Linked DNA regions of Mus musculus: region 2 is linked to region 1. A link is a loop called in an ENCODE intact Hi-C map of the cell type or tissue named here. Cell type or tissue: heart. All regions are shown on one strand. Links, peaks and the distances in the headings refer to the core of each region. The heading gives the core; the rest is flanking DNA.

The links. Hi-C counts contacts between places; a loop is a spot of excess contacts. Peaks named below come from ENCODE experiments on the same cell type or tissue, not always from the same donor. Only the 100,000 strongest peaks of a DNase experiment are listed, where the experiment ranks them.
Region 2: it touches region 1 in a loop (3.0-fold over the local background); 1 of 42 quality-filtered maps calls a loop at or near these places.

Annotation. Positions count from the first base shown.
Region 1 is chr8:122,373,551-122,378,917 of GRCm38, reverse strand. Gm39270 reads left to right here and starts at 1,834. Exons shown (of 2, transcript XM_030243895.1): 1 at 1,834-2,557. The coding sequence starts at 1,847. The coding sequence ends at 2,485. Zc3h18 (zinc finger CCCH-type containing 18) reads right to left here and starts at 2,302. Exons shown (of 18, transcript NM_001029994.1): 1 at 2,118-2,302. In heart, for the core only: a CTCF peak has its summit at 2,441 (motif pointing left); DNase peaks (open chromatin) are centred at 2,327 and 3,360; H3K4me3 peaks cover 2,627 bases; H3K27ac peaks cover 1,866 bases.
Region 2 is chr8:122,548,715-122,554,081 of GRCm38, reverse strand. Piezo1 (piezo-type mechanosensitive ion channel component 1) reads left to right here and starts at 2,753. Exons shown (of 51, transcript NM_001357349.1): 1 at 2,753-3,107. The coding sequence starts at 3,044. In heart, for the core only: a CTCF peak has its summit at 2,400 (motif pointing right); DNase peaks (open chromatin) are centred at 2,601, 3,561, 3,761 and 4,931; H3K4me3 peaks cover 3,146 bases; H3K27ac peaks cover 3,034 bases.

The sequences.
Region 1 (5,367 bases), core at 134-5,133:
AAACAAAAACAAAACAAAAAAAAAAGACTAATTCTGTGTGCTACCCTCTGCTGGCTGCAGGGAACTCATGTGCTACATATAAGCTGTGAATCCGGGGATCCTCCAGCCCAGCTACAATGTTTACAATCTTCTTACCCACTAACCCAGTAGTGCAGGACTCTCACAAAGTTTAGAACTAACCTTTAGTCCTCCTATCCACAATGGTGAACCTGTTCAGGGGTGGAATGACAGTCTTTCAATATCTCTGTCCCCAGCTGCATTTGACATACTGGAAAATGCTTGACTAAACGACAAAACCCCATGAATCCAGGAACCACCTGTTGCATACTAGAAAGAGATCTAATAAAGTTGCCTGTTTGTAAAACATTGTAACAGAACTCCAGAGCAGCGTTCTGCTCTTGTGTCAGCAGCAGCTCAGGAAGGCCAAACTGACTCCAACCACTCTACTACTGACAGAACAGTTATGTCGTGGTCTCCTCACAGCTGGGTCATTTTCAGCAACTGCTACAAGCTACTTAATAGCCTGGCCTGGTGAATTTACCAATTCAGGTTAAAACAACTCTTGGGCAAACATGGGGTATGACTTGGGGAGGGGGGCAGGGTTTCTCATCGTAGCCCTGACTAGCCTCGAACCAATAGAGATATACCTGCCTCTGCCTCTGCCTCTTGCGTTCTGAGATTAAAGACTTGGTCACCACTGACTGGCCTACTACTGAGAAACGTGTTCCAAGTAGGTTTTGTTAAGGAGGCTCGATAACACACAAATACAACTTCTGGAAAACGACTTTTCCTTTGAACCAAGGTCTCACTTTGTAGCTTTGGCTGTCCTGGAACTCACTATGTAGACCAAGCTAGCTGGAACTAAGAGACCCCCTCGCTTCTGCTTCCCCCCAAGTTCTGGGATTAAGGTGTGGGCCACCATACTCAGCTGTGGGAGATGAAGTTTAGCAGAGCAGAGCCTATGTTGATGTCTAAGTTCTGTTATGCCTGGTTAAAAAAACTTATTCATAGCTCCATCCATGTATAGAGCAAGAATGTCAGGATGTTGAAAACACCACCCGCAAAGTGACTTAAGCTCTGCAAAAACTCTTCGGTAAGGAGATGGTCTCCTTGGGATGGTCTGCAGATGACAAGCTATCTCTTTGGAGATGAGCAAAGCAAACTTACCTGCTGAGTGTTCAGGAAGTAAATCCGAAGTGCTCTTAAAATGTTTGAGCATTCCCCATCTACGACTAGAGAGGAGTTTCAGCTTTGGGGACATATTGATTGGTTCCAGAACTGGCTGGCTTCAAACGTGTTCAGATCATTCGCATTCTCCTCTCAGGGGGCTGGGAAATGGGAACTAGCCTAGGGACAGAGAATCTCAACCTCTGCCTTGGGATAGGTAATGTGATGAAGAAGAAACAAATGCCTTCTTCTACTACCCTCAAATGGGTCTGAAGATTACTCTTGTTAATAAGTGCCAAGAAAAAGCTCATTTGAAACAGCTATTGTGCCCGGTAAACTCAGCTGTCAAAAGTATACGGGAAACTAAGTATCTAGTAGGGGCGAGACTATAGGTCTTAGTTTAATTTCCTTCTAGCACTACAATCGCCTGGCTACTTTACACTAAAGAAATGGCATCTCTAAGCTCACAGTCCAAGAGGCGAGGAGGTCACACTTCCTAAGCGACCCGGGACTCTTGGAGCACAGTGGGTCCGTCCAACCTGTGCTCGCTTGAAGTTGCGAGAGCAAGTTGCAGGAGGCTCCAGAGAGTTCAAAGTTCCCTGCAGAGCCCGTCGAGAGTCCAAGCGGGCCTCCTCCCGAGCCAACCTGCGCGATCCGCTCCCCTTTGTGGGCGGCGAACATGTGCCACGCCGAGTGGCCCGGAAGGGAAAATGACAGCTTCAGGAAAAGCAACTTCACCACGGCAGACCGCGGCGCGCCACGGCACCCGCCCGGACGTCCCAGGCCGCAGCGGGCTCGCGCCTGCCCGCTGTCCCGGCCCGCGCTTCGGCCCGCGGCTGCGCACAGCCGGGGGCGCGCCCGAGAGCTCGGGAGGCGGCGCCGGGCTCCGGGGCCTCGCTCCCGCCGCCGCTGGGGCGGCCTTCTCCCCGCCGCCCGCCGGCCCAGCTTACCTCAACGCGAAGACGGGAGGCGGCCACGGCTCCGCTGTGGTGGGGGCAGCGTGGACGAGACGTTCCTCAGCCTTTTCGCTCCTCACTGGCTCCGGCTTTGGGCACGACGCGGGCGGAACAAACGGGCTCCACTACCCGCGGGGGCCGGCCATTGTGCAACGTCATCAGGCCGCGACGGCCGTCTTGCGAACCGGCGGGCTTCCCTCGCTAGCCCCGCCCTCTTCCGCACTTCCTTCCGGCCTCCGCCGGCCTCGCCTCCGCGGCGCGCGCTCCCAAGGCTCTGCTACTGCGCAGGCTCACCGAGGTCGACCCCGCCCTCTAGCGGGCCTCCTGGCGGCGCGTGCGCAGTCGGTGGCTCTTCGTGGTAGTTGCTTGGGATGAGATCAGATGAGGAGCAGGCGGGATGCGTGCCGGAAAGGGAAAGCCCTTTGAGGCTCTTGGTGAGTGCGAGTGGACACTTCCAGGGTCTGAAAACTTAGCATTCGTTTCTTCAGGGCACGAACTTTCTGCCTTATTAAATATCAATATTTTGCCGGGCTGTATTTAATCCCAGCACTTGGGAGGCTGAGGCAGGCGGATTTCAGAATTCGAGGCCAGCTTGGTGTACAGAGTGAGTTCCAGGACATCCAGGGCTACACAGAAACCCTGTCTCGGAAAAAAAAAAATCAATACTTGACCAAAAGTGTTTTGGGGGCTGGAGTGTAGCTCTGAGGTTGAGACAGCACCTGCCAAGTATGTGCGAGGCCCTGGTACCCTCAAAAAAAAAAAAAAGATTTTGGAGTTGAAGGATTTAGATCCTCTTACCTGTTTCTGTGACGCTAAACATCTCTGGCATCGTTAAATTACCGTGACCCAGTGTAACCTCCCTGGGGAGGACTTAAACTGATTGGGTCATTTTTCAGTCCCCTCCTACTACCCAGATGGGGCTCAGCTGCTGGAGCCCGAAGTCCAACCCCCCCCCCCCCCCATGACCTGATAAAAGGTACGGAGATCATTAGGTACTGACCCCTTGCAAATTTTGAATCTGATCTTGGTCTTACTGGTTAGGGGCTGCCTGTCTTCCTCAAAGTGAAACCACCCGGATGCCCATAAACTGATATAAGGGGGGGGGGGAGTTCTGGTCTTACAGTCCTGCATTAATTGGGCCACAGAAAGGGATGAAGTTCAGACACATGCTACAAACACCGAGGACGCCTAGGAAGGCGCCAGTCATGACAAGTCGAATACTTTTGACTCCATAATGCGACTGAACTATGCCGCCCACCCTCCAAGTTACTTACATGTGAAGTCCTAGCACCAAGCTGGTATGGATTTCAAAGCAGAGCCTCTCCGTGAGGGTATAAAGGTGGGGTCTGGATCTCATAGATTGGTGTCCTTCAATAGATACCAAGGAGAGCTATTTGAGAGATCATGCTAGTGCTGGGATTAAAGGTGGCTGCCAATCAGGTCAGACAGAAGGTTCTCCCTCTCTCTCCCCCCTCTCTCCTATGTATGTGTGCATGTATATATGTATATCTCTTTTCATACACCACCACCACCACCATCTGAGGAGACAGTGAGAAAGCAGCCATCTGCAAGCCAGGATTAGGCCACGCTGGCCTCCCACCTCTGGAAGAAAATTAACACCAACTGCTCAAGCTACCCAGTGAAATGAGCCGAATCAAGCCAGATTAGATCTTATTCAAGCCAGGTTTACTGGGAAGCTGCTTGCCCGCGAGCTCACTGACCCCAAGGACTGAGGCCAGGGGAGTTGCCAGGTCTGCTTAGCTATGTAAAATATGCACCTTGGTCCCTTATAATGGGGTCTAAAACTAGACATTGTCCACCTGCATGCTACCATGCTCCCCTCCATGATGATGGACTGACTAATCTCTGAAACTGTGAGCCCCTAATTAAATGATTCCTTTTTATAAGGAGTGCCTTGGTTGTGGTGCTTTTTGACAGCAATAGAGCAGTAACTAAGAGACCAGACTTGAGTAGTTAGCATGGCAGTGCAAGCTGCATAATATTCAATTTATATAAAAATATAAAATAGGCGAGATGGCTCAGCGGGTAAAAGCTCTGACTGCTCTTCCAAAGGTCCTGAGTTCAAATCCCAGCAACCACATGGTGACCCACAACCACCCATAATGAGATTTGACGCCTTCTTTGGGTATGTCTGAAGACAGCTACAGTGTACTTATTTATAGTAAGCGAGCAGGGACTGAGAGAGCAGGGTTGACTGGAGTGAGCAGGGGTCCTAAGTTCAATTCCTCACAACCACATGAAGGCTCGCAACCACATACACACTCATTCTGTCAGTTCTGTGTCTCTGAGTCATACAGAGCTCTGAGATGGTCAGACAAACACTTCATAAGATGTTGGTGGCCACCGCAGAAATGCAATCAGTAGAGGCTGGGGAGATGAACTGGGGAACGAGTCGGCCTTCCAGATGGATTCTGAACTTCCCTCCTGTTCTCTATGCTCTCCATCCCTGGCTCTTGCCTGAGTTAATACCAAAGTCCCCTCTTCTCACTCTTGCTTCATTTAGAACCCAATTTCAGCAACTCCTGCAGTGGCTTCTTCAGCCACAAGATAAAAGCTACACTCCTGGTGCCCCGCCTCCTATGGCCTGGTGTCCCTGGCCCATTTCTCCCATACTCACATCCTCTTTCCTGTCCCCAGGTGTGCTGGATGGGATTTTCTTTTCTTCTCTCTCTCTCTCTCTCTCTCTCTCTCTCTCTCTCTCTCTTTCTTTCTTTCTTTCTTTCTTTCTTTCTTTCTTTCGTCAACTTGACATGAGCTAGAGTCACCTGAAAGGAAGGAACCTCAACTGAGAAAATGCTGCCCCCATAAGATCCAGCCATAGGGCATTTTGTAAATTAGTGATTGATGAGGGGAAAGCCCAGTCATTAGTGCATGGTGTTATCCCTGGGCTGGAGTTTCTGGGTCCTCTGAGAAAGCAGGCTGACTGAGCCATAGGGAGCAAGCCAGTGAGCAGCACCCCTCCATAGCCTCTGCCCTGCTTGAGTTCCTGTCCCGACTTCCTTCGATGGTGCTGATAATGACGATGACGATGAAGAACAGTGCTGTGGGAGTGTAAACCAAATAAACCCTTTCCTCACCCAACTAGCTTTGGTCATGGTGCTTCATTGCAGCAATAAAAAACCCTAACTAAAGACACCAGCTCTTCGCATGGGCCTCTCAAACTACCTGAAACCCCTCTGTCTGATTCACATTTATTCACGCCTGGGTCTTACCATGGATGGAA
Region 2 (5,367 bases), core at 199-5,198, 180 kb before region 1:
GAAATCTGCCTGTCTCTGCCTCCCAAGTGCTGGGATTAAAGGCATGCGCTACCATGCCCGGCTTAGTTGGGGTTCTACTGCTGTGAACAGACATCATGACCAAGGCAAGTCTTCTAAGGACAATATTTAATTGCGGTGGCTGACAGGTTCAGAGGTTCAGTCTATTAGCATTCAGGCAGGCATGGTGCAGGCAGAGTTGAGAGTTCTACATCTTCATCTGAAGGCCGCTAGCAAAGGACTGGCTTCCAGGCAGCTAGGAGGAGAATCTTAAAGCCTACACCCACAGTGACACGCCCACTCCAACAGGGCTATACCTTTTAATAGTGCCATTCCCTGGGCTGAGCATATACAAACCATAACAGGGTGTTTCTGCATCCTGGAATGTTAATTCCAGTAGAGACAAGTAGGGGTGACTGGTCACCTCTCAGAAAAAGTGGGGACCCTACTGGCAGAGTTGCATCCCTCTGTCTACTCTGGCCCTGTGCCATCCTCTTCACCCTGGGGACAGTTCTCAGTGTAATGGTGTACACCTGCAATCCTACACACCTCCTGTCGGCTGCACAAAGATCAGTTCAAGGTTATCCTTGAACTACACAGCAAGTATGAAGCCAGGTCAAAAGACAGAGGAAGAGAGAGAGGGAGAAAGGTGATACAGAGGTACCAGGGCTGAGGGCCAGGCAGGCTGTTGCTGATCTGGCCTGATCTGCCTCTCCCTGTTTGGCAAAGGACAAGAAGGAATGTTCTGATACTAAGGATCTGGTCTGGTTTTTGTTTTGTTTTGTTTTGTTTTTTGTTTTTTCGAGACAGGGTTTCTCTATATAGTCTTGGCTGCCCTGGAACTCACTTTGTAGACCAGGCTGGCCTCGAACTCAGAAATCCACCTGTCTCTGCCTCCCAAGTGCTGGGATTAAAGGCGTGTGCCACCACTGTCCTGGTCTGTTTTGTGAGTTTTTTTTGACCTAGGTAATGCTTGTGTGTGACTGACCAGGATATCAAAAGGAAGGAGGCTTGCTTGCATGCCAAGACTGCATACTTGCTGTGGCGGGCAAGGGTGGCGCCAGTTTTTCAATGGTAACATTGTATCTTAGAAGCTGCTCCCACAATTCAGGGAGTCTTCAGATGCTCTTTAAACTGCTACAACACTGTAGGATACAGTTTAGTTTTTTTGAGAGTTCCCCTGTTTGTTCCTTTCTGTTTTTACCCTACAACTACTTCAATGGTTGTGAGACATAAACATTTCAGTTCCTTTGGGACAGTGGTTCTCAACCTTCCTAATATTGCTTAATTAATTTCTAATATTGCTTATTTATTTATTATTAATTATTTTTATTTATTATTAATTAATAATTAATTAATTAATATTCCTTAAGACACTTCATGTTGTGGTGACCCTTGACCATAAAATTATTTTGTTGCTATAACTATAATTTTGCTACTTCTTTTTTTTTTTTTTTTTTTTTTTTGAGACAGGGTTTCTCTGTGTAGCCCTGGCTGTCCTGGAACTCACTTTGTAGACCAGGCTGGCCTCGAACTCAGAAATCTGCCTGCCTCTGCCTCCCGAGGGCTGGGATTAAAGGCCACGCCCGGCCTATAATTTTGCTACTCTTATGAATCATAATGTAAATAGCTGTTATGTAGGATATCTATTATGCAACCCCTATGAAAGGGTCGTTCAAGGCCCATAGCTGTCACGACCCACAGGTTGAGAACTGCTGCTCAAGGAGCAGGTCTGAATGAATTTCTGAACCTTCCCGTGTCTTAGCAGCACCCCTTCAGAGTCAGACTAGAGGTGAGTCTTGGAGACCAAGCTAGGCAGTTTAAATACTATATGTCCAGGGAAAGCCTGCATTTCTGGTGGTTCTGGAAAATTGAAGGTTCTGAAGTGTGATTGACTTTAGCCTGCTGGTGCCTTGAGGCTCAAAAGGGTCACATCATCACCGCTCCCGGTTAAGCCTCTGCCCCTAATGCTACTCATTTCCCAGTGCATCCTGAACTTGGTCCAACTGTGCCGTTCTTGACCCCTTTTCATTTCGTCTTTCCTATCCACCTTAATACGGAAGACTGAGCCAAACCAAGGCGGCTTGGGTGAGGTACCGGGCACGTGCCGGACTCAGACCTTGTCTGGCCACCAATGGGACAGCAGGTGCTCTGTCAGCTTTTGCTACTGTCTGTAGCACACTGACTAAAGCCAAGCCACACAGTGGGGGCAGGTGTGACTGGAAGCAGTCCCAAAGCCCCAACGCAGACCACAGTGGGATGCAGCTGTCTGATGCCACAGCAGTAAGGTGTCTCTCCACCCCAACCACCAAGGCCTAGCCAGCGTGGCCGCCAGTGCCACAGTTAGGGACTCTGACAGCCCCCAGAGGGCGCTGCGCCATCACGGCTTGGGGAACAAAGCGAAAGTTGCTCCAACCACGAGGGGCGCAGTTGCGCGTGGGTACTAAGTGGGTCAGGTCTTTGGGAGTCTTCTTGTATTGCCCCCACCCCGGGTCCCAGGCCCCGGAGCCCCAGGGAGAAGCGCCCCACGGGCACAGTGCGAGTAACTGCGCTGGGCTGAAGGAGGGTTTGGGGGGCGCGCGGGTCGAGGTCTCCGGGTCACCGGCACCAGCCAGGCTAGTAGGGCCGGCGCTCGAGCAGACTGCGCTGGGCAGCGAGGGGGTGCCTGGGCGCGCCTGGCCGTCGGGGGAAGCGCGGAGGCGGGCACTCCAGGGAGGGCGGGGGCCGAGCTTATAAAGGCCCGCAGGCGGGAGCAGGGAGAGAGCCGCCGCGTCGCCGTCCGGCCCAGCTCGGCCTCCACGAGCCGCCGTGAGTTCCGAGCCGGGCGGGCTGACAACCCAGCGTGCGCGGGATCCGGCCGTCGGGAACCAGAGGGCGCGGCCGGGCCGGCCGGCGACCCGAGATCGAGGCCGGCGGGAGGTCACAGCAGCCGCGCGCCGCACGTGCGGAGACCCGCCCAGAGTGCCATGGCGCGCGGTTCCTCCGGCCCTCGCACCTCCCTTTAGCCACGGCGGCGCGACCCCGGGCGGTCCCCCGGCCGCGGGGCATGGAGCCGCACGTGCTGGGCGCCGGGCTCTACTGGCTGTTGCTGCCCTGCACGCTCCTGGCGGGTGAGTGGAGGGCGCGGGCGGGAAGGCTGCGTCCGCGTCCCCCTGCGCCGCGCCGCCCCGGCGGGCGAGCATAGGCGAGGAGATTCCGCGGGACTCGCGGCCCAGGGCGCTCGCATTCCAGAGGCGTGAGCGCGCTGGCGGCCTCGGCGGGCCCGGCCCGGGCACCGAGTGGAAAGCACGGCAGGCAACGGCGAGGCGCGGGTCCGCGAGAGCCCCAGATAGCGCTGGGCGTCTCCACGCGGGCTGGGAGGAGAGGCCCGGGCAAGGGGCTGTTAGTGTCTGAGCTGTGAGGGGAGCGCGACTTTCTATTCTCTTTCGTAGTTAAGAAAAAAGAAAGAAAGAAAGAAAAAAATCAAACTTGCATCATGACTTCCTGACCAATCTGGGAGAAGGTGGCGTTCTGCCTGGAGCTTTTCAAGTCAGAAATTTCCTACCAGAACTAATGTTCCAGCCCTAGGCGCAGTTCTTAGTCTCAGTTCCGAGGTTGTCTGTCCAATGCTAAGCTCCTGTCTTCCTTGTGCCCTACTTGGTTACCTTCCAGAGGGACTGGGGCACAGGGCGCCCCAGGAGGCTCTGCCTGATGTCAGAACTGGAGATCCCCTACCTTGGCATACGTCCCTTTCTTGCAAAGAGCTTCTCTCTTTTGGTGTCATAGGTGCTGGGCTCCATTGCCGCCCTCCCAGCCTCACCCAGGGCACCTTGCCCAGCTGCTCACCCCCTTACACCTCCTGAAGCAGTCAGCACCCCTCCACATGTGACCTTCCTCGGGGTCTGATTAAATTAGCCCACAGAGAGTCAGTGTACCCACTGTGAAAGTTGGTCTGCCTCGTGGAAGTCCATCTGTTGGAGGTGGGGGGGTTGTGCGTGATTCCCTCCATCTCTCCACGGACACTGCTTGTGCACCCTGTTTCAGGAACAGGCTCCGGGGGGTGTCAGGCAACCCGGGCAATGACTTCCACACAGGCCAAGTTTTGATTTGTAGGACCAAAATGTGGTGAGACCGGGGTGGGGGGGTGGGGGGGATTTTTCAAGGCAGGAATCAATGAAAACCATTGAGCTCTGAAAGGAGGGGCCAGCGGATACTGTCCTCAGCTCAGCCCGGACTTAGGAGAGCCAAGGTCTAGGGCCCACATTTGTGGCTTCTTTTCCTCGCTGGCCTGTAGACGGTCAGACTGTAAATATAAGCAGAATGGGTGGATGAGAATGTAGAAGACGGGTACCCTTCTTAAAGATTCAACAAGAGCTGCTTCTCAGGCTCCTTCACTGACTGTCAACACTTGGGAACAAGGAGGGCAGGGCAGGGAAGAGGTGGTCCTGTTGTGTGCAGAGAAAGGCTTCTCCATCTTCATGGAAGAGGTCCTCTTTCACAGACAAGGGCCGTGCTTAAACAAAACCGGCAGACTTTTCTCTGACAGGCCAGATGGTGAATGCTTTCACATCATGAAATACTCTGATATTTTTTTCCAGCAGTTAAAAAAAAATGCAAAATCATTTCTTAGCTCGTGGACAGCAGTGCTACTAGCTAGAATTTATCCTTACCCTCCAAGGATCAGTCTGGGCTCTGAGGTCCCCTGGCTTTTCAGCTGTAGTATGTGGGTGTCAGAGGAAGCTTCCAGACTGAGTCTGGTTAGGATGTGAAGGAGGCTTTGCCAGCTTTGGGGGTTCCCACCCAGCCTGTGTGTTAGTCACCTGGGGAGCTTTCAAAAGAATATTGATGACTAATGCTCCTGTCTTTCCTTAGGCTCAAACTGTCCCCCCAATAAAATTCATTCATGAGAACATATCTAGGCACAGGCCACACCTACCCTGACACTGAGCCTGGGTGTGGGCTTGGCCACCAACAGTCTTCTTTATGCCTGGGGAGGTGGGCAAGGGATACAGAGCCAGCTAAGAGCTCTGTGTGGTGACGTAGGGGATGCTGGCATCCTGTTCATTTCTATGGGGTGTAGTCATCACTGCGGGACCTCTTGCTGGAGGTGGAACGTTCACTCCATCTCTTGTGAGGGCTCCCTCACCCTCCACCCTCTGAACAGTTTGAGTCCTATGTTTTGGAAACAAGGTCTTCACAGGTTAGTCATCTTAAATGCTGGGTGCTGTCTCAGGCCTTCCTGAAGGTTTGAATCATCCTGGGGTGCTTAGCCTCTTTGCCACTCCCCTAATCTGGAAAGTCAGGCAAGGTGATGCCCTAGTCCCATGGGAATAGTGACCAACCCAGGCAGACTTAACCCGGTGACCTGGAGACCTAGGGATCTGGATTCAG